Regions from separate parts of the Homo sapiens genome. Here region 1 is linked to region 2. Evidence: read pairs that join two places in POLR2A ChIA-PET (ENCODE). Cell type or tissue: HepG2. All regions are shown on one strand. Each heading gives the region's core, and the rest is flanking DNA. Links, peaks and the distances in the headings are about the cores only. Region 1 overlaps CBFA2T2 (CBFA2/RUNX1 partner transcriptional co-repressor 2). Region 2 overlaps NOL4L (nucleolar protein 4 like).

Evidence for each region. ChIA-PET counts read pairs that join two places held together with the same protein. Peaks named below come from ENCODE experiments on the same cell type or tissue, not always from the same donor. Only the 100,000 strongest peaks of a DNase experiment are listed, where the experiment ranks them.
Region 1: POLR2A ChIA-PET joins it to region 2 with 5 read pairs; 3 of 35 experiments call an interaction of 5 or more read pairs at or near these places.

The regions. Positions count from the first base shown.
Region 1 is chr20:33,499,713-33,507,712 of GRCh38, forward strand. The region is part of intron 1 of CBFA2T2 (CBFA2/RUNX1 partner transcriptional co-repressor 2); the gene reads left to right. Among named protein-coding and RNA genes, the nearest start is that of CBFA2T2, 14 kb to the left of the region's middle. In HepG2, for the core only: no CTCF peak of the experiment used is centred there; no DNase peak of the experiment used is centred there.
Region 2 is chr20:32,537,587-32,554,138 of GRCh38, forward strand. The region is part of intron 1 of NOL4L (nucleolar protein 4 like); the gene reads right to left. It overlaps LOC105372592 (a long non-coding RNA gene), which reads left to right. Exons shown (of 3, transcript XR_007067563.1): 3 at 3,588-4,367. Among named protein-coding and RNA genes, the nearest start is that of NOL4L-AS1, 15 kb to the right of the region's middle. RefSeq lists enhancers at 1-126, 1,098-2,069, 3,499-4,004, 4,005-4,510. In HepG2, for the core only: a CTCF peak has its summit at 7,917; DNase peaks (open chromatin) are centred at 2,575, 4,015, 6,305, 7,835 and 3 weaker places; H3K4me3 peaks cover 475 bases.

The DNA.
Region 1 (8,000 bases), core at 1-8,000, 960 kb after region 2:
TTATGTACATCAATCATCTCATTTAATTATAGATCAAACTTGGGAGAGAGTATCTCTGTTTTACTGATAAGGAAATCCTGGGCGACAGAGTGAGACTCCATCTCAGAAAAAAGAAAAAAAGAAATGAGTTAGAGAATTTAATTGTCCAAGGTCACACAGTTAATAAGTAGTAGATTCACTCTTCCTAACTAGTTTAATCTTGGTGTCAAGTTCATTCATTATGCATTGAGTGTCCAAACACCCATTTATTTTTTATTTTTTATTTTTTTTAAAGACAGTCTCTGTCGCTCAGGCTGAGTGCAGTGGTGTGATCTTGGCTCACTGCAACCTCCACCACCGAGGTTCAAGCAGTTCTGTGCCTCAGCCTCCTGAGCAACTGGGACTACAGGCGCCCGTCACCACACCCGGCTAATTTTTGTATTTTTAGTAAAGACGGGGTTTCACCATCTTGGCCAGGCTGGTCTTGAACTCCTGACTTGTGATCTGCCCGCCTCTGCCTCCCAAAGTGGTGGGATTATAGACGTGAGCCACTGCGCCCAGCCAAAAACCCACTTTTTTTTAACCCTCTATCGCATGGCTTCTTTTTGCTAGACTAGGGGTTTTTAGACATGTGTTCTACAGGAGCCCAGAGCTTCCTGAAGATAATTGATTTCCCATAATCTTTCTTCAACTTTCTTTCCCTAACAACTCTTCTTATTTAAAAAAAAAAGTCCAGGCCAGGCGCGGTGGCTCACGTCTGTAATTCAAGCACTTTGGGGAGGCTGAGGCTGATGGATCAGCTGAGGTTGGGAGCTCAAGACCAGCCTGACCAACATGGAGAAACCCCGTCTCTAATAAAAATACAAAATTATTCAGCCATGGTGGCGCATGCCTGTAATCACAGCTACTTGGGAGGCTGAGGTGGGAGAATCACTTGAACCTGGGAGGCAGAGGTTGTAGTGAGCCAAGATCCTGCCACTACACTCCAGCCTGGGCGACAGAGCAAGACTCTGTCTCAAAAAAATAAATAAAAATTTAAAAATTTAAAAAAGTCCAAATAATTGGGGTATGATTTAAAGATAGCTATATGAGACCTTGTTCAGGGGTATCCTAAGTTGGCCTTAGAGATGAATTAAAAAAATAAAAAGGCAACAGAAACTGTCAGCAGTCTTTAACAATTCATCCCATATGTTTCCTGATCTTAGCAGTGAAGCAGATGATGGCAGTGAACATCAAAAGCCCAAGAAATGTCCATGCTAATTTTGCATGGCTCTATGAGGAGCTGTCAAATATGGATCATCAAATATAGTATATAGACTATGCAATGAAGCTTTACTTTGCAATGTGGCTCTTTAAGATTTGATTTTACCCTTCTATTTTGTGTTGTAATTAAATGCAGAAATCAAAGTATAAATTCAGAATAACCCAGAGCTTGGTATCCTTCTGTCTGAATTTATAGCTTTGGAGTTGGCTAGACCTTTCAGTCAAATTAGCTGATGGTGACAAATATGTAATGTGACCTCTGTAGCAGCTCCAGTGAAATGTTAATATCAGGCATAGCACAGCTCCCTTGATACACTATTTTGGCCTTTTCCTCTCTTACAAATGTTTCCCTTATTTCTTTGTTAATTTAGCCATCTCCATGCAGAGGTCGTGCCTGCTTTTAATTTTTCGAAGCCACATGAGAACAGACATTTAAACAACACAGATTTATTCATTTTGGCCTTGTATCCCTAGAGCTACACTAACTTTATGTCTGGGACTAAAGGTGGAAGTAGCTGAGATTAGGGAAATGCAGAATGGTGAGGGAGAAGTGCCGGGAGAGGTGATGGTTTTAGCTCCTGCATTCCCCAGCCAATTGCTGAAATTCAGCTCCCCATTAATTTTCCCTTGATAAGTTGGTCTGGCTAAGTAGTTGAAACTATATTCTTAGCCTTCCTTTTTTTTTTTTTTTTTTTTTTTTTTTTGAGAGGGAGTCTCACTTTGTCGCCAGGCTGGAGTGCAGTGGTGCGATCTCGGCTCACTGCAACCTCCGACTCCCTGGTTCAAGTGATTCTCCTGCTGCAGCCTCCTGAGTACCTGGGATTACAGGCACATGCCACCACACCCAGCTAATTTTTGTATTTTTAGTAGAGACAGGGTTTCACCATGTTGGCCTGGATGGTCTGGATCTCCTGACCTCAGGTGATTCGCCTGAGTCAGCGTCACAAAGTGCTGGGATTACAGGCATGAGCCACTGCGCCTGGCCTAATTACAAAATTTACTTAATTTTTTATTTTGTAGAGATGAGGTCTCACTTTGTTGCCCAGGCTGATCTCAAACTCCTGGGCTCAAGTTATTCTCCCACCTCAAGCTCCGAAAGTACTGGGATCACAGGCGCAAGCCACCTTATGTGGCACTAGCCGGGATTATAGACAAGCGTCAGCTAATTTTTGTTGTTGTTTCTGTCAGTCCTTCCTTGCTTATTAGTTAATATTCTTCTGCAGAGCATTTTCTTATCTTTGTGTATATATATTAATATGGATTTATGGATTCTTATTTTAATACTCTGTTACTGTCATTATTTGTTGTGTTCACATTGTTCCAGATTTGGCCAGGGAGATCCCCTTCAAGCTGGCTTTTGTGTCATTTTGACACATTCCCACATTTTTTAACTGCTTTTTTTGACACACCAAAAAGGTGTTGTAGGCTTAGTTTCTGCTCTTCATTTTTTTTTTCTTTTTTTTCGTGTGTGTGACGGAGTCTCGCTCTGTCGCCCAGGCTGGAGTGCAGTGGCCCGATCTCGGCTCACTGCAAGCTCCGCCTCCCGGGTTCACGCCATTCTGCCTCAGCCTTCCGAGTAGCTGGGACCACAGGCGCCCGCCAACACACCCGGCTAATTTTTTGTATTTTTAGTAGAGACGGGGTTTCACCGTGTTAGCCAGGATGGTCTGGATCTCCTGACCTTGTGATCTGCCTGCCTCGACCTCCCAAAGTGCTGGGATTACAGGCGTGAGCCACCGTGCCCGGCCTAGTTTCTGCTCTTCTTACCCTCTTCTTGGAATCGGCCATTTCTCCAAACTGTTTCTCTCCTAATTCCTTTCAGTGGAGAAAATTATTTAGAAATCAAGATTTGGAGGCCGGGCGCGGTGGCTCACGCCTGTAATCCCAGCACTTTGGGAGGCCGAGGGGGGCGGATCACGAGGTCAGGAGATCGAGACCATCCTGGCTAACACGGCGAAACCCCATCTCTACTAAAAAATACAGAAAATTAGCCGGGCTTGGTGGCGGGCATCTGTAGTCCCAGCTACTCCGGAGGCTGAGGCAGGAGAATGGCGTGAACCCGGGAGGCGGAGCTTGCAGTGAGCTGAGATCGCGCCACTGCGCTCCAGCTTGGGTGACAGAGCGAGACTCTGTCTCAAAAAAAAAAAAAAAAAAAAAAAAAGATTTGGATGCTGTGTGTGCTCATTCCTATTGGAATATTGTTTTTTAGAACTTCTTAATGGACAGAGCTAGGAAATATATACACACACATACATATACACATATCAAAAAATATGTATCTAAATTTCTTTCTTTCTTTCTTTTTTTTTTTTTTTTTTGAGATGGAGTCTCGCCCAGTCGCCCAGGCTGGAATGCAGTGGCGCAATCTCAGCTCACTGCAACCTCTGCCTCCCGGGTTCAAGCGATTCTCCTGCCTCAGCCTCCCGACTAGCTGGGATTACAGGCGCCCGCCATCAGGCCCAGCTAATTTTTGTATTTTTAGTAGAGACGGGGTTTCACCATGTTGACCAGGCTGGTATCGAACTCCTGACCTCGTGATCCGCCCGCCTCGGCCTCCCAAAGTGCTGGGATTGCAGGCGTGAGCCACCGCACCTGGCCATTTTGTGTGTATTTTTAGGAAAAAAATTATTGTATAAAACTAGATAGCAGTGAAATATATTCATTTTGTATGGTTTATTTATTTATCTTTTTTTCTTGGTGCTTCTGTCTTGGCAGAGTCTCAGAATAACTTGAAATCTTTTTAAATTTTTTGTGACAGGGTCTTACTATGTTGCCCCGGCTGGCCTCGAACTCCTGGCCCAAGCGAATCTCCTGCCTCGATCTCGCAAAGTACTGGGATTCAGGCATATGCCACTATGCGTGGCCAAGATGTAATTTATATACAATCAAATTTACTTTTTTTTTTTTTGTCAGTGGGTAGAGAAAAAAACTTGCTCTTTTTCATGGCATAGTTCTATTAGTTTTGTATTATTAGTATGCAGTTGTAATCATCAAACCAGATAGAGATAATTTTCATTCTTCCTGTAAGTTTTCTCACACCCCTTTCTTTTCACCTCGCTCTTGGAAGCTACTAGTTTATACTGGTTTTTGTCACTCACAGTTTTATGGGGGTTTTTGTTTGCTTGTTTCTCTACTTTTTCTTTTCTATAATGTCATATACATGGAATCATACAGTATGTAACCTTTGTGTCTGATGTGTTTCACTTACCATAATGCTTTTGAGATTCATCCACGTTGTGTCATGTATCTATAGGTTGTTCCTTTTTATTGTTGAGTAACATGTTATGTTCACCAGCTGATGGACATTTGAACTGTTTCCCATTTTGATGATTATGAATAAAGCTTTAAATATTCATATACGGTTCTGCATGTGGACATATGTTTTTCTCTCTCTTGGATAAATACCTAGGCATGGGATTGCTGGGTTCTATGATAATTTCATATTTAACTTTTTTTTTTTTTTTTTTTTTTTAAGATGGAGTCTTGCTCTGTCACTTAGGCTGGAATGCAGTGGCATGGCTCACGGCAGCCTCCGCCTCCTGAGTTTAAGCAAATTCTCCTGCCTCAGTCTGCCGAGTAGCTGGGATTACAGGTGTGCACCGCCACGCTTGGCTAATTTTTGTATTTTTAGTAGAGATGGGGTTTCACCATGTTGGCCAGACTGTCTCGAAATCCTGACCTCAGGTGATCCACCCACCTTGGCCTCCAAAAGTGCTGGGATTAAAGGTGTGAGCCACCACGCCCGGCCTATACTTAACTTTTTTGGAAACTGCCAAAATGTTTTCCAAAATGGCTATACCATACCATTTTGCATTTCCACTACTAATGTATGACAGTTTCACTTGCTTGTTGGTATTTTTGTTTTGTTTTGTTTTAGAATTAATTGTTAAGGAAGCACTATATCTGGGTGAAATCAATTTTGGTCATCTCATTTCTACAATGAAAGGAATACTCTCTGTTACTTGTTTTAGAATGTAGGGTCCCTTGCTATTTATATTCTTTTGGGGTTAGTGCAGTTCTTATTTACACATCATTTGCAGAAATAATGGTAACTACCATTTGTGTATCAGAACAATTTTCACATATCTAATTTTTATAGCAATTAAGGTAGGTAGAAGTGTCTTCATCCTCTTAACTTGTATAAGGAGATTGGTTCGGGTAATCAGGTGATTTACTCACTGTCACACGGCTAGAATGTGAGAGTGTGGCTTTTTGGATTTGGAGCTGTGAGGGGACATTCTGTCTCTCTTTTAAGTAGAGGTGTAATAGAGGAAGATATGGGTGTCATCCCAGTCCTTTCTTTTACCTCAAATTCATAAGCAGTGCAGTCTTGAACAATTCATATTTGAATTTTGAGTTAATTTCATCTTTTCACCTGTCTACCTGAAAAGGTGAGAATCAGTTGAGGGACTGTTAAAGGATGTTTTGAACACTGTATGTTACCTCATGATTAATTTTATAGTACTCTCCATTTGTAGTGGTTTCCATAGTTGTTTATGGGAACAAGTTTGCAGAAAAAAAATGGTTGAATAGAAATAGAAGGGGTCGGCCGGGTGCAGTGGCTCACGCCTGTAATCCCAGCACTTAGGGAGGCCGAGGCGGGTGAATCACTGGAGGTCAGGAGTTCGAGACCAGCCTCAACATGGAGAAACCCCCATCTCTGCTGAAAATACAAAATTAGCCAGGCGTGGTGGTGCATGCCTGTAATCCCAGCTGCTCAGGAGGCTGAGGCAGGAGAATTACTTGAACCTGGGAGGCGGAGGTTGCAGTGAGCCGAGATCGCGCCATTGCACTCCAGCCTGGGCAACAAGAGCGAAACTCTTGTTTCAAAAAAAAAAAGAAAGAAATGGAAGGGGTCAGGTGTGGTGGCTTAGGCTTGTAATCCTAACACTTTGGGAGGCTGAGGCACATGGATCACTTGATATCAGGAGTTCAAGACCAGCCTGGCCAGCATGGGGAAACCCTGTCTCTACTATAAGTATGAAAATTAGCCAGACTGGTGGCGCACGCCTGTAATCCTAGCTATTAGGGAGGCTGAGGCAGGAGAATTGCTTGAACCCAGAAGGTGGAAGTTGCAGTGAGCTGAAATCGTGCCACTGCACTCCAACCTAGGGGACAGAGTAAGACTGTCTCAAAAAAAATAAAAATAAAAAAAGAAAAGAAATAGAAGGGGCTGGGTATGGTGGCTCAAGCCTATAATCCCAGCATTTTGAGAGGCCACAGTGGGAAAATTGCTTGAGTCCAGGAGTTTGAGACCACACTGGGCCAACACAGACCCTGTCTCTACAAGATAATAATAATAGTCATAATAATATAAATTAATACAAAAAAGAAGAGAAGCAATTTAATACAAGAGCTGAATAGCAAAATGGCCAGTACTACTACAATACACACAGAGACACAGGTCCCCTCTTTTTTCATATTTACTTTGTTTTATGTAATACATAAATACATTGAAAAAAATTAATACAGATAAAATAAAAATCCACTTCCTACACTAAGTGAAACCATTAACAACTGTATTATGGAGCTGTTAGATGCAGGGATTGCGCTAAGTGCCATAGGGCTGCCAAGGTAGGTAAGATTCGGTCCCGGTCCTCAGTGATTTTCTAGTTTTCCTTCTGTGCCCTAACAGTTTTTGGATAGCTCTTGTAATAAAAACTTTTAAACAGATGTTTTAAGTTTAGATAGTGATTAACCATCTTTTCCTCTTGTAATTGATGCCATCGAGTGAGAGTTCTGTTGGGAAATAGTGAAACAAGGATTCTGGTTCAATCAATGGAGGCAGGGAATTTCGGAGGAAGGAGATGGGATGCCATCCATGCCCCAGAGCCACTGAGCACTTAGCTGCAGCTGTGGAGAGCAACACTTGGCTAGCTATGAGTTTTCTGTAGGTCTCTAAATAGTTCATGCTAATTTTGTGGATGTTGGACTCTGAGGAATGGTGTGTTCAATGGGGAGAATGTCCAAAAAAACTGTAACTGGTAAGTAGCCATTTGGAATACTGAAATCAATTTCTGATTATGTGAATGTCCCTTTTTTGTAAATTATTTTAGCTTACTTGCCAGTTCAGTTTCTTGGTGTTACCCTGTTAGTTAAATTCAATATGTCATTTATTTAAGGGCCTGATATTTGTATTCTATTAGAAGGACAAACAGCTAATTATACTAGAAGGTGGACTATAATGAATTGTCATTACAGTGACTAAAAGTTATTGATTTTCTAGGATATTCTTGATTTCAGATATTTACTTTGACAAACGTTTATTGAATTCCTTGTATCAGATCCTGGGGGATATAAAGAGTTCTGAGGTCCTGGAGGACTATGTAGTCCAGTAAGGGAGATTGATAGCTTCAGTACCAAATGCTAAGCAGTGTTAATGGCAAGTAACATCCTACCAAGGATGGGCATCTGACCTAATGTGTAAGTATGCATGTGTGAGTGTGTTTCAAAAAAGGCTTCTTAGAGAAAATGATATCTGTTTTGAGCCAATCTGTTTTTCCTTACAACATAAAAAAATAATTTTTGGACTGGCTATGTATTTAGCTAATTTAACATTTGAAACGAACAAAGAATACTTATTGAAGTTTCTCTCACCTCTGCACCAGCCAGTCTTTTCCCCTTCCTGGAAGCAGCTAGCATTACCATTTTTTTCTGGACCCTTTCGATACATTCCTGTAGGCCATATAATGTCGGTAGGTAAAGAACTTCCTCATTTTGCATTGTATTTCATTGTATGACTGCACCATACTTTTTCC
Region 2 (16,552 bases), core at 659-8,658:
TACCAACTACTGGGCTCCATTAGTCCCACCCCTGGATTCGTGGTGGCTGAAATCCAGCACACACCTCTTCTTCCTTTCCTCAGTTCAGCCCACGCAGGTTCTGTCCCAGCATCGTGAGTAGCTGCCTCTCCTAGCCATACCTGAGAAATCGAAGAAGTTTCTAGGCCTAAAGCCACTGCCACAACCCGCGTTTCTTTTTTTTTTTTTTTGGAGACGGAATCTTGCTCTGTAGCCCAGGAGGGAGTGCAATGGCACCATCTCGGCTCACTGCAACCTCCGGCTCCTGGGTTCAAGCGATTCTCCTGCTACAGCCTCCCGAGTAGCTGGGATTACAGACACACACCACCATGCCTGGCTAATTTTTGCAGTTTTAATAGAGACAGGGTTTCCCTATGTTGGCCAGGCTGGTCTCGAACTCCTGGCCTCAAGTGATCCCACTGCCTCGGCCTCCAAAAGTGCTGGGATGACAGGCATGAGCCACCACACCCAGCCCACAACCCTCATTTCTGTCAGGCCTCCCAAAAGCTCCTACTGTCAGTGCAGGCAGCTGCTTGGAAGTCATTCTAGGCCACCCCTTCCATTTCCCAGGTAGGTGAACCAAGACCATTCAGGTGCGAGGCTGGCCTGAGTCAGAGATGGCCTGGGAGAGCCTTTGGGGGGCAGGGAGGGTTCAGTCCCCTCAGGCCTGGCTGTGTCCCCTGCCCCCCACCCACAATCAGGCCCAGGGTTGGGGGGTGCACACCAAGGAGGGGCAGGAAGTGTCCAAGAAGCAGAACCGGCTCTGTGTCCCCAGTGGCGGCGGGTGTCTGGGGCAGGAGGAGGCTATCTGATCCCTTCCCCACTGCCCCGGCCATGACCTCCTCCCTCCCTCCCTCGCTCCCTCCCTCCCTCCCTCCCTCCCTCCCTCCCTCCCTCCTCCTTCATGGCTGGGGTAGCCAGCACCCTGGGCTGCAGCTGAGAACCCAGCGTTCCCCAACCCCGCCAGCATTCCAGTGAGAGGAGGGGTGGGGGGAGACTGCACCCAGAGCTTTAGGGACAGGGGCACCCCTGGGGCTGCTCCACTCTGGGAGGGCCAAGGCCAGGCTGCCTCCAACCTCACCGTTTCCTGCCTCCGCTCTCCCCATCTCTCAGTAGCAGAGCTGCCTAAATTTGGCTCCAGGAGGGAATGGGGGAGGCAGCGGCAGGCGGGTGCCGTCAGAGGCCAGGGCGTCGCTCCCGTCTAGCCGGCTGGCATTTTTGCTGTCTGGAGGAGGGCAGGGGGGCCCGGCAGCCCTCTCCCGGAAAGGGAGATGTTCGTACCTTCTGACATACACTGAGTAATGTGCAAACGACATGCAAACCGAGCTTCAAATCAGCATCTCAGCCAGGGAACAGCTTGAGAGCTGCTTTTGGGATGAGAGCAGAAGGACCAGAGCCCAGTGCCCAGGGGCTCCAGTGGGGGTGGGGTGGGGTGGGGGGCGGCACAGAGTGTCTAGGGCTGGGCGTTGGGAGACTCAGTTTCTTGCCAGCTGCAGGGCTTTGTTCCAGTGGCTGGACCCTCTGGGTCCCAGCCCAAGGGCAGGGCCATGGCTTTCTCTGCCTGCTCCAGCAAAGCACTGGGCACACCCTGTCACGTGGTTAAGCACGTGAGTTCTGCAGCCATCCTGCCTAGGTTTGAACCCTGGCTCTCCATGGGCCAGCTGAGTGAATTCCTCAATCGAGCACCCAGGCAAGCAGCTAGTGGAACTGGGTGTCTGTTTTAGAACAGCCACTTCCCTTCCCTGGAAGTTGGGCACGGGGGCATGACGTGAGAGAACCTGGGCTTTGGAATCAGAACTGGATTCCAGGCCTCACTCAGCCAGTGAGGCTCTCTGAGTCTCACTCCCCTCATTTGGGAAATGGGTTCAGGATCTCAAGGTCAGCTGTGACGTCCACGTGATGACCTTGCACATGGTGGGCACACACAGGCCTTCCCATGGTGCAGCCTCACTGCTGTCTGCATTCATGTGACTCCTAGCTCCATCCTGTCCCATCGCTCCTCTTCTCTTTGTTCTTCTGTCCTGGCTTTTTCGTCTCTAGATGTAAATTTCTTGCGGTCTTTTTCCCTTCTGTCTCTCTTCTTAACTGGTGATCTTGGAAAAGTCATTGCCTCTCAGAGTCTCAGTCTGCATATCTTCTAAATGGGAGTAAATGAGAGGTGGACAATGAGCTCTGTCTGGGGCCTGAGGCTCATCTTTACAAGACCGCCCACCCATCATTCCAAAGGGCCACCAGGGGTAGGCTGTGCCCTCAACTCTATCGGGCATGGTGTGTTGGGGGCTCCACTTCTCAGTAACTCTGTTTAACCCCAGATAACTGCTCTCCTGCCCCTCGGCCGGGGCTGATATGAGCTGAATCCAGCTTCCTGCCACCCAAAAGCCACTTCCTGCCAAGCTGATACCAGAAGAACTTGTTTTCTGTGCACAGAGCAGTCTCTGGTGGGGCAGCCACCAGCTTGCCTCGGGTGTGAACATTTTTTTCCATTTGCCGGTCTGTCTGCTGGGCTGGGCAGGGGAGGCTGGGGACTCTGACCCCTTCGCCTCTGCACGTGCCTGTCCTGCCCTGAGGTAGCCTCTGGGCCCACCAGCCATCCCAGGAAGGGTGCCAAGTGTCCCTCTGGGCCCAGACAGATGTGTGTAGGCCGTGACACACAGTCTGACACAGCCACACACACACAGTCAGTCTGACAGAGCCACTGTGGCCACTGGGCATTTGGGCAAGGACTCAGGGAGACAATGTGTGACTGTCACACACAGTTAAGGTCACAGAGACATGGACATAGCCTCACACATGCAACCATCTGCAGTCCTTGGACAGTCTCACACACAATTACACGCAGGCCCACAGCCATGCTCAGAATCCCACAGCACTCCACACAGCTTCACACATGTACACGGGAATCTTCCTCCCCGGCCCCCACACCTGCCCAGCACCGACCTTCCAGATGCATTCACTGATTCAACAAATCCTTTTTGAGGGTCTTCTCTGTGGAGGCCCTGGGCTAACCCATAATCAGAATGACTGGAACAGGAACAAATAATTAGCTGCCCTGTGCTGTTGCCTCCGTTTCCCCATCTGTGAGATGGGGATCCTAGCCCTGCCACATGGGACTGTCAATGTTAGGAGTGAATGTGTGGAAAGCCCTCGGTCCGTGTTTGGCCCACAGTGTCATCTAAGTAAGGCTATCCTGGTTAGCCAAAAGCATCCCATGCCCAGCTCCACGCAGAACACCTGGCACACATTATCTCCCTGAGCCCTTGTCCAAGTCCCCAGCAGCTGGGGTCATCGCCCCCATTCCTCAGATGAGGAAACCGAGGCTCAGAGAAGAGGCCCACAGTCTGTAGGTTGCCCCACCGATCTCATGTCATGCCACAGTGCTGCTCCAGCCTGCCTCGCCACCCCCTACACACACACACACACACACACACACACACACACACACACTATTCCCTCTGGCTAGAAGGCCCTTCTCACTTGCATATAGCATGCCCAGCTCCTCTGAGCTGCCTACTTACACTTCTGTGAAATGGGGATACTAGCCCGTGTCAGCCCCTGTTTATTTTCCCCAGGGCACTGGACTTTAAGGGCCAAGAGTGAAGACCATTTTGTCCTGTTCTCTGGCACACAGTAGGCACTCGACAACTATTTCAAAACTAAAGGAATAAGCAAGTGGCCTCATGGCTACTGAGGACAGAGTCTGGAACTGAATGCAGGGCACTCTGAAGCTGGAGCTCACTTCTACATTATTGCCTTTCTCATGCTACTAGCAGGCACTGAATGTGTCAGTGAGTGAATGAATGAAACCAAGATCTCAGGATCCCAGTCAAGTGCTCCCTGAGTTTCATTTCCTGGTAGTGTGGACATGAGCCAAGCTCCAGCCACCTTGGATGGTGGTGGGGGTGGCGGGGCTGATGGGCCGCCTGAAGCCGGCTGTCAGGAGCTCGTCTGGCCACAGCCGCCAGCAGGAGAGACCAGCTGGCGGTGCAGGGTCCATCGGCCCGGGCCTGGAATCTGAGCTGCCCTCAGAGGCCCAGCTTCTCTCTGGGCCCCCACAAACTGGCCTTTGTTCCTGGGCCGGCCAAGACCCAGCAGCTTGGGCTTTCTGTCTGCCCGCGGCACCCGCGCTGAGCTGGCGGGGTAAATGGGCCAGCCTCCCCTCTGTCCATGCCCAGGACGTCGCTTTAGGACTAAATGGAGATGTAATTTTCTATACAAATCCATGACAATTTAGATGGAGTGATTGTAATTGGCTTTTCAATGGGGGTTTTGTCCAGAGCTGGTGGCTAGAACTGGGTGGCCTGTTTGAGGCAGGCTCCATTTAAATGACAATAAAGCAATAATATTGAGGACTTGTACAGTGCCCAGCACTCCTCCCAGCCCAAGTAGAGCCTCATGTTTATGGATCTGGTCCTTCCCTGAGGCTGTCTGGACAGGCGGGTGGTGGGGGGCGCTAAGCCCAGGAGACAGGTGGCCATATCTTTGGGCTTCAGGACACAGAGCTTCAGAATGGCTGGGGCAAGGTCCCGCATCCACTGGCTTACCTGTGTCCTTATTCCTGAAACTGTCACTAACTAGTGCCTCCTCGGGCTAGCTGCTAGTCCAGGTTTCGGGGGCACCAAGACAATGAGAGCTGCTCAGGCAGGTCAGAGGGAGAAGGCTACAATGGCCAGTACAGCATGACATTTGAGAGCATGACCAAGAGATGACCAACAGCCAGACAGCCTGAGCTCAAATCCTACTCCACTTCTTTTTAAAAAAATTTTTTTTGAGACAGGGTCTCGCTGTGTCACCCAGACTGGAGTATAGTGGCAGGATCACGGCTCACTGCAGCCTCGACCTCCAAGGCTTAAGCAATCCTCCCACCTCAGCCTCCCAAGTAACTGGACCATAGGCATGTGTCACTACACCTGGCTAATCTTTTTATTTTTTTGCAGAGACAGAGTCTCATTGTGTTGCCCACGCTGGTCTCGAACTACTGGGCTCAAGAGATCCTCCCGCCTCAGCCTCTGAAAGTGCTGGGATTACAGGTGTGAGCCACTGTGCTCAGCCCCTACTCTACTTCTGACTCGTCTCTTGAACCTTACCAAGTTACTTAACCTCTCCATGCCTCAGTTTCCCCAGCCATAACATGAAGCTGCAGTGAAAGTTTTTGTGAAGATGAAACACCTTAATAGTGCCTGGCATGTGGAAGGTGCTATATATAAGTCATTGCCGTGATTCATTCCAAGCTCTAGCTCTGGTGTCAGGGTGACCTTGGGCACGTGACTTAACCTCTTTAAACCTCCACTGGCTCCTCTTTAAAGTGGGGCTTTTAGGAGAACCGACCTCACGGGGTTGTGAGGATTTTAGAGGATGCAGGAAAGCGCTGAGCACACAGCCGTTCTCGATAAACACGAGCTCTCTTGCTGTGGTGCTCTTGCCTTGAGGAGCTCGCCAGCTAGTGATCATTACCATGTCGAGTGTGGGGAAAAGGGAAAAGAATAAAGCTCGCGGGAAGCCACCACGGAGCTCAGCTGGCTCTGCCATCAGGGGATGCAATAGGAGAGAATGATCCAGAGGGCCCTCAGGAACAGGGCAAGGAGTGGGGCTGCGTGAAGGAAGGCTTCACAGAGGAGGTGACATTTGGGCTGGGTCTTGAAGGATGCGTGGCACTTCTGCCACCAGAAAGGGTGATACCCAGCCTGGCCAACATGGTGAAACCCCGTGTCTACTAAAAATGCAAAAATTAGCTGGGGCTGGGCACGGTGGCTCATGCCTGTAATCCCAGTACTTTGGGAGGCCCAGGTGGGTGGATCACTGAAGTCAGGAGTTCGAGACCAGCCTGACCAATATGGTGAAACCCTGTCTCTACTAAAAATACAAAAATTAGCTGGGTGTGGTTGTGGGCACCTGTAATCTCAGCAACTAGGGAGGCTGAGGCAGGAGAATCGCTTGAACCCAGGAGGAGGAGGTTGCAGCGAGCTGAGATCGTGCCATTGCACTCTAGCCTGAATGACAGAGCGAGACTCTGTCACAAAAAAAAAAAGAAAAAAAAGATTAACTGGGTGTGGTGGTGCACACCTGTAGTCCCAGCTTCTTGGGAGGCTGAGGCACAATAACCACTTGAACCCAGGAGGTGGAGGTTGCAGTGAGCCGAGATCTCGCCACGGCACTCCAGCCTGGATGACAGAGGGAGACCTTGTCTCAGAAAAAAACAAAAAAAAAAAGATACCAGGGTCAGGCACTGTGGTTACAAAGTCAACAGGCAGACCTGGCTGCCTCCTGAATGAGTGATTTGTGCCTGTGAAAAGGGTGGTGGACAGGGAGCCTCTGCTGAAGGTGCGATGTTAAGTCACCTCTGAAGGCCAACAGCCTGTGCAAAGGTCTTCAGGCAGGCAGGCGGCCGGCATCGTGGGCAGTGGTGTGTAGGATGGTGGGGAGGCTATGCTGAACGTGCTGGAGGGACGGATGGGGTGGCGGCTGTATTCACGTGAAACAGGCAGCCATAGAGGGATTTTAAGCAGGCGGGTGACACCATCCAGAGGATATTTTTAAATGATCCCTCTGACTGCTCGTGGAAAATGGGCTATGGAGAAGAAGGGGTGAGAGAGAGGCAGGGAAGCCATGGGGAGGCAGTTGGATCACTGGGGGAGAGAAGTGGTTAGACCCAAGGTATAGCAGGGCCCAGGAGCTGCTGGAAGGATGATGGGAAGGCAGGGGGCGGGTGGAGAAAGGAAGGGGGAAGGGGTACAAAGAGGCATGGGGCCTTTGAGGCGTGGTGAGGGGCTGTGTGCAGCTGGTACCTGAGCAGGGTTGGTGGAAGGAGATAGCAGAAGAGAGGTGAGGGCCACCTCCCACCTCCCTGCGCCAGGCTAAGGCTCTCCAGCTTTGTCCTGAAGGCAGTGGGGTGCCAACAAGGATTTTTCTCCAGGCAGGAAAAGACCATGCTGAGATTTGTGCTTTTGAAGGATCATTTTGGCTGCAGGGTAAAGGGGTGGGAGGTGGCAGGTGGGCGAGGCTGGAAGGAGAGAGGCAGGGAGGGAGGGTGGTCAGTGGCGGCTCAGAGGCCTCAGCAGGCATCCTGGCCAGCTCCCAACTCCAAGAGCAACAAACCACTTTCTCAGAGGTCTAAAACCAGCCCCAGGTCACACGGCTTGTCAATGGCAGAGATAGATCCCACCCCAGGGTGAACTCAAAATCCAGTGCACTGTTCCCCTTTGCTATCAACAGCCTTGGTCACTAGTAAAATCCATCACAAATAGCTTTTCATCACGACTCTCAGAGAACCCATACTATGACACGAAAAGGTGAGTACTATTATTATTCCTATTTTACAGATCAGGAAACTGAGGCTAAGTCACCTGCCTAAAAGCACACAGCTGGGAATTGACAGCCAGGTTCAGATCTAGGCAGTGTGACTCCAGACCCACACCACAGGTCCTAAGCAGGAGGTCTCAGGCCAAGTGGGGTCTATGGATGTATCTGGGGGAACCTACAGAGGTTTATTACAATTTGAGTTTGTTGCTGATACTTAAAAGTTGGGGCTGGGCATGGTGGTGCCTGCCTGTAGTCCCAGCTACCCAGGAGGCTGAAGCAGGAGGATTGCTTGAGCCCAGGAGTTTGAGGCTGCAGTGAGTTATAATAGTGCCACTACACTCCAGCCTGGGTGACAGAGCATGACCCTGTCTCTAAAGAATAAAAATTTTTAAAAAATGGGACATTTCATGAAAGAAGAAAAACATGAACTTTGGACAGGACCTCCTAATGTTGACAACCCCAAGCCCCAGTCCTTGAACTTCGTCCACCTTGGGGCCACTCACACGTGTGCGATGTCACGTTGACATCTCCAGCATGGGCCTCTCCTCTGCTGCCGGACAGCCGACTGGACTGAAAGCAAGTGTGTGTCTAGGGCCCCCTGGAGAGCCAGGGCGACACATCCATCCACTCATCCAGCAAGCATTTAGACCCCCTTCCCCCGACCCGCCCACAGCCCTGGCCACCACCACCAAACTTCCTCCCCCAGCAGGCTTCTCCATCTCCCTTGCTTAGGCCAAACACCCTGAAGGCATCCTTGACTGCTCACTGGTTCTCACAGCCCACATCCCATCCATCAGCAAGTTCTGTTGGCTCCACCTTTAAACTATATCCAGAATGCAGCTGCATTCTCCGCTGTCCCAGGGGCTGGAGGTGCAGGGAGAGGCATGTGCCGTTATTCTAGCGTGCTGAGTCTCAGTTCCATTGTCTGTAAGAAGGGCGGGCTAGAGCAGGATATTTGGATTGCCATTATTCTTGTGTCCAGATTTTGGAGCTAGGAAGAGCCTGTTTACAAGACACTTAGGTTGTAATTCTTTTTTTTTCTTTCTTTTCTTTTTTTTTTTTTTTGGAGACAGAGTCTTGCTCTGTCGCCCAGGCTGGAATGCAGTGGCATGATCTTGGCTCACTGCAACCTCCGCCTCCTTGGTTCAGGCGATTCTCCTGCCTCAGCCTCCCAGTAGCTGGGATTACAGGCAGGCACCACCATGCCCGGCTAATTTTTGTATTTTTAGTAGAGACGGGGTTTCACCATGCTGGCCAGGCTGGTCTTGAACACCTGACCTCATGACCTGCCGGCCTTGGCCTCCCAAAGTGCTGGGATTACAGGCGTGAGCCAGTGCGCCCAGCTTTTTTTTCCTTTTTTTGGCGAGGGGATGGAGTTTTGCTCGTTACTCAGGCTGGAGTGCAATGGCGCGATCTCAGCTCACCACAACCTCCGCCTCCTAGGTTCAAGTGATTCTCCTTTCTCAGCCTCCTTTTACAGTCATGCACCACGACGCCCAGCTAATTTTGTATTTTTAGTAGAGACAGGGTTTCTCCATGTTTTTATTTATTTATTTTTTGAGATGGAGTTTCATTCTTGTTGCCTAGGCTGGAATGCAATGGCATGATCTCAGCTCACAGCAACCTCCAGCTCCTAGGTTCAAGCAATTCTCCTGCCTCAGCCTCCCAAGGGGATTACAGGCATTTGCCACCATCCCTGGCTAATTTTGTATTTTTAGTAGAGACAGAGTTTCTCCATGATCAGGCTGGTCTCAAACTCCCGAACTCAGGTGATCCACCCGGCTCAGCCTCCCAAAGTGCTGGGATTACAGGTGTGAGCCACTGCGCCCGGCAAGGCTGTAATTCTAATTCCCTTCTGGCCTGGGCAAGACATAGGTGGGACACAGGAGAGAGCATGGGTGTTGGAGGCAATGGCAGTCTTGACTTTCAACTCCTTGGGTCAGGAGCTCCCTGTGATGGAGGCTGTCTTGTTCACCACTGCATCCCCAGTATCTGCCAGAGCTGACCACAAAGTAGGTGCCCAGGAAACGTGTACTGAAAGAATAAGTGATGAATGAGTCCTCCTGGTCCTCCAGAGGGACCTTGGGCATTCACTAACTTTCAGAGGGGCTTGATTTTCCCATCTGAGAAACAGGCAGGACAATCTGATGCCACTGCCTTCCTTCTCTGTAACAACAAACATTTACCATGTGCTTACTGTGTGCCTCACCCTGCTCTAAGTGCTTTACATATATCAACTCACTGACTCTTCACTCCAGCCCCAGGAGGTTGGGACAACTCTCTTTTATGGGGGAGAAAACTGCGGCCCAGAGAAGAAAGTGACACACATGCCCAATGTCACACAGCACAAAGCACCTGAGCTAGAGACCAGCCCGGGCAGCCTGGCCCCAGAACTCTCATTCTTTTTTGAGAGAGGATCCCATTCTGTCACCCAGGCCAGAGGGAAGTGGCTCAATCATGACTCACTGCAGCCTCAACCTTCCACGCTCAAGGGATCCTCCCACCTCAGCCTCCCAAGTAGCTGGACTACAGGCACAAGCCACCATGCCCAGCTAATTTTTGTATTTTTTTGTACAGACAGGTTTTCACCATGTTGCCCAGGCTGGTCTTGAACTCCTGGGCTCAAGTCATTCTCCCACCTCAGACTCCCATAGTTCAGGGATTACAGGCATGAGCCACCATGCCTGGCTTTCTCATTCTTAAACACTGTCCTAGGCTGTCCCTCAGTAAGAAAGGAGGTTTGGGAAGCCTGCCCCAAGGAAGCACCCAAGTTGCAGGTGGGGACATGCTGGGCAGGACTGCAAGCTCAACAATCCTTCTGTGGCTCTGTACTGCCTGTCAAATGCCATCCCAAAACTCATGCCTGGATTTGAGGCCCCTGGAAGCAGCTCCAGCCATGTCTCCTCCTCCCAGAGGTCCCAGCACAAACCTGACATTCCAGCCTCCCTGGCTGCTTCTCCTCCCATGAGCTCTGGGGCAATCGTGCCTCTGTGCCTGGACACACACTGTCCCCTCTGCCCACAACTGGGTGCCCACAACTGGGTGGTTTCATTCAAATGTCCTCTCTCTCCCCAGGAATCCTTCCCTGACCTTCCCCCAACCCCCAACCCAACATGTCTCTTGCCTTCAATTTCCTGTAACACTTTGCCAACAAGGACAATAATAGCCAATGTGTATTAAACACTCCTGATGTACCAGTAGGTACTATTGTCAATACCGTTTTACAGATGAGGAAACTTAGGCACTGAGAGGAGAAGCAAGTTGCCCAAAGACAGGTGGGATGGAGTCAGGATTGAACCTACATTTGCCTGACAAATTGCAAAGCTAGACCTCTAAGCCCCTAAACCAGACCACATCTCACTGGCAGGCATACAACAGATGCTCATTCAAGATTCCCTAGTAACTGACTGCCTTGGGCTTCCACACTTAATTGCCTTTTGCACACTTAAGTATGATCTCAGAGATTCTCCAGGCATCACCTGCTGAATTTGCATTTTTCTGGTAGTTATTTCAGAAGTGGGCGGAGACACTCTCAAGGCATGGGGGCCAAATCAAATGGTGAAAAATAAACAGGATCAGAAGTCGGATAGATCATGTGAACTGAGATCTCTGTAAAGTGGGGATTTTAATTCTGATCTTCAGGGTCATTACGAGGGGATGCACAGTGCCAGCATACACTGAATGCTCAATATACAGTAACCTCGGTCATCACACGAATGGCTCACGTTCTAGACATTATTGCCGGGAGTGAAAATTGGTTCCCTGTCTGTGGAGGGCAGTCTGTATCATCTCCAAAAGCACATGCCCTCAGACGCAGCAATTCAACTCCTTGGTATAAACTCGCCCATGCTTGAAATGGCCATCCATATTCAGGGATGTTCACTGAAGTCTTGCGAGAGCAGAATATCATAAACAATCCAAATGTCCATTAACAGGGGACTGGATAAGTAAATTATGGTACATCCATAAAATTGAATACTACACAGCTGTAAAAAAGAAGGAGAAAGTTCTTTATGTTCTAACATACTTATGCACTGACAGCATACAGATTTACTGTTTAGTGGGAAAAACAACCTGAAGAATGTAAGAGCTAAAACTATAAAACTCTTAGAAGAAAACACAGGGATAAATCTTTGTGACCCCGGATTAGGCAATGACTTCTTAGATATGACACCAAAAGTTCAAGCAACAGAAGAAAAATTAGACAAATTGCACTTAATTAAAATTAAAAACATTAATGCTACAATGGACACCATCAAGAAAGCAAAAAGACAACTCACAGACTGGGGTAAAATATTTGCAAACCATGTATCTGATAAGGGACTTGTATCTAGAATACAGAAAAGATTCTTAAAACTCAATGGTAAAATGACAAGTAATACAATTTTTTTAACGGGCAAGGATCTGAATAGATATTTCTTCAATAGAGATATACAAATGGCCAATAAGCACATGAAAAGATACTCAACATCATCGGCCATCAGGGAAATGCAAATCAAAACCATGGTGAGATGTCACTTCACACCCACTAGGATGGCTCTAATCAAAAAGACAGCCAATAACAAGTTCTGGCCAGGCATGGTGGCTCATGCCTGTGATCCTAGCACTTTGAGAGGCCGAGGCAGGTGGGCAACTTGAGGTCAGGAGTTCAAGACCAGCCTGGCCAACATGGTGAAACCCTGTCTCTACTAAAAATACAAAAATTAGCCGGGAGTGATTGCCCGCTACTGTAATCCCAGCTACTCAGGAGGCTGAGGCAGGAGAATCACTTGAACCAGGGAGGCAGAGATTGCAGTGAGCCGAGATCGCGCCATTGCACTCTAGCCTGGCGACAGAGCAAGACTCAGTCTCAAAAATAAATAAATAAATAAATAACAAGTTTTGGCAAAAATGTAGAGAAATTGCAACCCTCATGCACTGCTGGTGGGAATGTAAAATGATGTACTGATTTGGAAAACAGGTAGTTCCTCAAAAGGTTAAACATAGAGTTACCATATGACTTACCACTCCTACATGGAAGAGAATAAAAAGCAGAGGTGAACACAAAAACTTGTACATGACTGTTCATAGCAACATGATTCAAAATAGCCAAAATGTGGAAACAACACAAATGTCCATCAACTGTTGAATAAATAAATAACATGTGGTATGTCCATTCAATGGAATATTATCAGCAATAAAAAGGAATGAAGTACAGTCAGGTGTCAATGATGGGACAGGTTCTGAGAAATGCATCATTAGGTGATTGCATCGTTGTGCGAACATCATAGAGTGTATCTACACAATCCTAGATGACACAGCCTATTATTGTACTGAATACTGTAGACTATTGTAACACAATGATATTTGATTTTTTGTTTTTTTGAGGCAGAGTCTCACTCTGTCGCCCAGGCTGGAGTGCAATGGTGCGATCTCAGCTCACTGCAACCTCTGCCTCCCAGGTTCAAGCGATTCTCCGGCCTCGGCCTCCCGAGTAGCTGGGCCACTGCACCCGGCCAATATTTGTATATCTAAACATATCTAAGCATACAAAAGGTACAGTAAACAATAATACAGTATTATAGGTCAGGCGTGGTGGCTCACGCCTATAATCTCAGAACTTTGGGAGGGCGAGGCGAGCTGATCACTTGAGGTCAGGAGTTCAAGACCAGCCTGGTCAACATGGTGAAACTTCGTCTCTACTAAAAATACAAAAAAGTGGCCGGGCGCAGTGGCTCACGCCTATAATCCCAACACTTTGGGAGGCTGAGGTGGGCAGATCATGAGGTCAGGAGTTGGAGACCAGACTGACCATCATGGTGAAACCCCGTCTCTACTAAAAATACAAAAATTAGCCAGGTGTGGTGGCGTGTGCCTGTAATCCCAGCTACTCAGGAGGCTGAGGCAGGAGAATCGCTTGAACCCAGGAGGCAGAGGTTGCAGTGAGCCAAGATCATGCCACCACTGCACTCCAGCCTGGGCGACAGGGTGAGACTCCATCTCAAAAAAAAGAAAAAAAAATACAAAAAAGTTAGGCGTGGTGGTGGGTGCCTGTAATCCCAGCTACTCGGGAGGCTGAGACAGAAGAATTACTTGAACACAGGATGCAGAGGTTGCAGTGAGACCAGATTGTGCCACTGCACTCTAGCCTGGGAGACAGAGCAAGACTCCATCTCAAAAAATAATAATAATAATACAGTATTATAATAATTTAGGCTAGGCACGGTGGCTCATGCCTGTAATCTCGGCACTTTGGGAGGCCAAGGTAGGTGGATCACCTGCGGTCACGAGTTCGAGACCAGCCTGGCCAACATAGTGAAACCCCATTTCTACTAAAAATACAAAAATTAGCCGGGCGTGATGGTGGGTGCCTATAGTCCCAGCTACTTTGGAGGCCAAGGCTGGAGAATCACTTGAACCCAGGAGGCGGAGGTTGCAGTGAGCCAAGATCATGCCACTGCACTCCAGCCTGGACGACAGCGTGAGACTCGGTCTCAAAATCATCATCATCATCATCATCATCATCATCATCATCGTGAGCATCATCCTCATCTCATGGGACCACTGTCATATATGTGGTCCATTGTTGACCAAAATGTCTTTAAGTGGTGCATGACTGTACTGATACATGCTACAACATGGATGAACCCCGAAAACGTAAGTAAAAGAAATCCATTACAAAAGACCACGTATTGTATGATTCCACTTATAGGAAATGTCCAGAAAAGGCCAATCTAAAGAGACAGAAAGCACAGTAGTGGTTGTCTCCCTACCTGGGGGAGGGGGTCAAGAGGAAATGAGGAGTGAGGGGTATGGGGGGTTTCTGGGGATGACGCAAATGTTCTAAAATTGATTGTGGCAATGGTTGCACATCTCTGAATATATGATACTGAAAGTCACTTAACTGTATTTATTATTTTTTTTTTAGGGACAAGGTCTCACTCTGTTTCCCAGGCTGGAATGCAGTGGTGTAATCATAACTCCCTGCAGCCTTGAACTCCTGGGCTCAAGTGATCCTCCCACCTCAGCCTCCAGAGTAGCTGGGGCTGTGGGTACACACCACCATGCCCAGCTAATTTTTTAAATGTTTTGTAGAGACAGGGTCTGGCTATATTGCACAGGCTGGTCTTGAACTCCTGGGCTCAAGTGATCCTCCTGCCTTCGCCTCCCAAAGTGCTAGATTACAGGTATGAGCTACTATGCTCAGCCTGAATCATATTTTAAATGGGTGAATTGTGTGGCATGTGAATTATATCTCAAAAAAATGCTATTATATTAAAAAAAGCAACCTATGGAACAATGTACAACATATTTTGTGTAAAACTAGAAACAAAACCCAGAAATAGATATGCATATGTGCATATATATGTATAAAATATCTCTGAAAGGATACCCAAGAAATAACAGTGATTTCGCCCGGGGAGAGGAACAGGGTGACTGGCAGGCAGGGCCAGAAAGGGGACTTTTTCTTTTTAACAGTCTACGGGTACTTGATTAATTTTTTTTTTTTTAATAATGAAATTCTGGCAGTGCGCGGTAGCTCATGCCTATAATCCCAACACTTTGGGAGGCCAAGGCGGGCGGATGACCTGAGGTCAGGGGTTCAAGACCAGCCTAGCCAACATGGCGAAACTCTGTCTCTACTAAAAGTACAACAATTAGCCAGGCATGGTGGTGGACGCCTGTAATCCCAGCTACTTGGGAGGCTGAGGCAGGAGAATCACTTGAACCTGGGAGGCGGAGGTTGCAGTGAGCCAAGATCATGCCACTGCACTCCAGCCTGGGCGACAAGAGAGAGACTCCGTCTCAAAACAAAACAAAACAAAACAACACCTTTTTCTGGCTGGGCACAGTGGCTCACGCCTGTAATCCCAGCACTTTGGGAGGCCAAGACGGGCAGATTGCCTGAGGTCAGGAGTTCGAGACCAGCCTGGCCAACATGGTGAAACCCAGTCTCTACTGAAATATACAAAAATTAGCCGGGCATGGTGGCGCATGCCTGTAATCCCAACTACTTGGGAGGCTGAGGCAGGGGAATCGCTTGAATCTGGGGGCGGAGGCTGCAGGAAGCTAAGATTACTCACTGGCCCTCAGCCAGAGGATGAGCTTGGTTGGTGGCTCTGAGAGCATAGGAGATCCCCTGAGGAATCCTACTTTACAGTGTGCCAAGCCTGCTCACAACCGTCCTCAGATTCCTCACACAGGCCCTGCCAGAAGGTTTCAGCACCGCCCCATTTCCACCAGCAAATCCTGTGGCGCGCCCTTCAAAACAGGCCTAGAATCGGCTCACTTCTCACCCCACCATGGGCACCATTCTGGTCCAGGCCACCAGCCTTTCTCCCTGGTTCACCTGGATCACTGCAGCAGCCTCCTCCCAGCTTCCACCCTCACCCCCAACCCCAGTCTGTAACCCACACAGATCTGTGCTCACCTCTCACCACTCACCCCCACACCCAGGGCTCCAGCCCACTCCACTGGCCTTCTCCTGGCGCTACTCACCAGGCACTTCCTGCCGCAGGGCCTTTGCACTTGTCCTTTTCTCTTCCTGGAATCCTCTCCCACCAGATCCCCACATGGATGTTCTCTCACCTCCAGTGGGTCTCTGCTCCCATGTCTCCTTGGGAACAGGAGGCCTCCCCACACCTATCTCAAGCAGCAGCCCCCAGCCCTAGCCCCATTCTCTGCTTTATTTTTCTATATATTTAACATTTACATTTAGGGTTCATGGTCTGTCTCCCCACCCCCAAACATACAGGCTCCGTGGAAGATGGGATTCTGTTTCTTTCTCTAGCACCAAGAACAGATCAATGCACGTTGTAGGTGCTCAGAAATATTTGTCAAAATAAAACTGGGTCTTATGAAACTGTCACAGACCAGAGGAGGTTAAGGAGACATGACAGCTAAATGTAACGTAGTATTGTGGTTGGATCCTGGGACAGAAAATTTACATTAGGGAAAAACTAGTGAAATAAAAAGAAGTATGAGTTAATAGTGACGTGCCTGGATGGGTTCCTTAGTAACATCAAATGTTAACCACAGGGGAAAGTGGGTAAGGAGTAGACAGGAACTCTCTGGACTATCTTTGCAACTTTGTAACTGTAAATCTAAACTGACCCTACAATAAACCATTTGCTGAAATGTTAAGAATGTATTGGATGTGGCCAGGCGCGGTGGCTCACACCTGTAATCCCAGCACTTTGGGAGGCCAAGGCGGGCGGATCACAAGGTCAGGAGATCGAGACCATCCTGGCTAACAGGG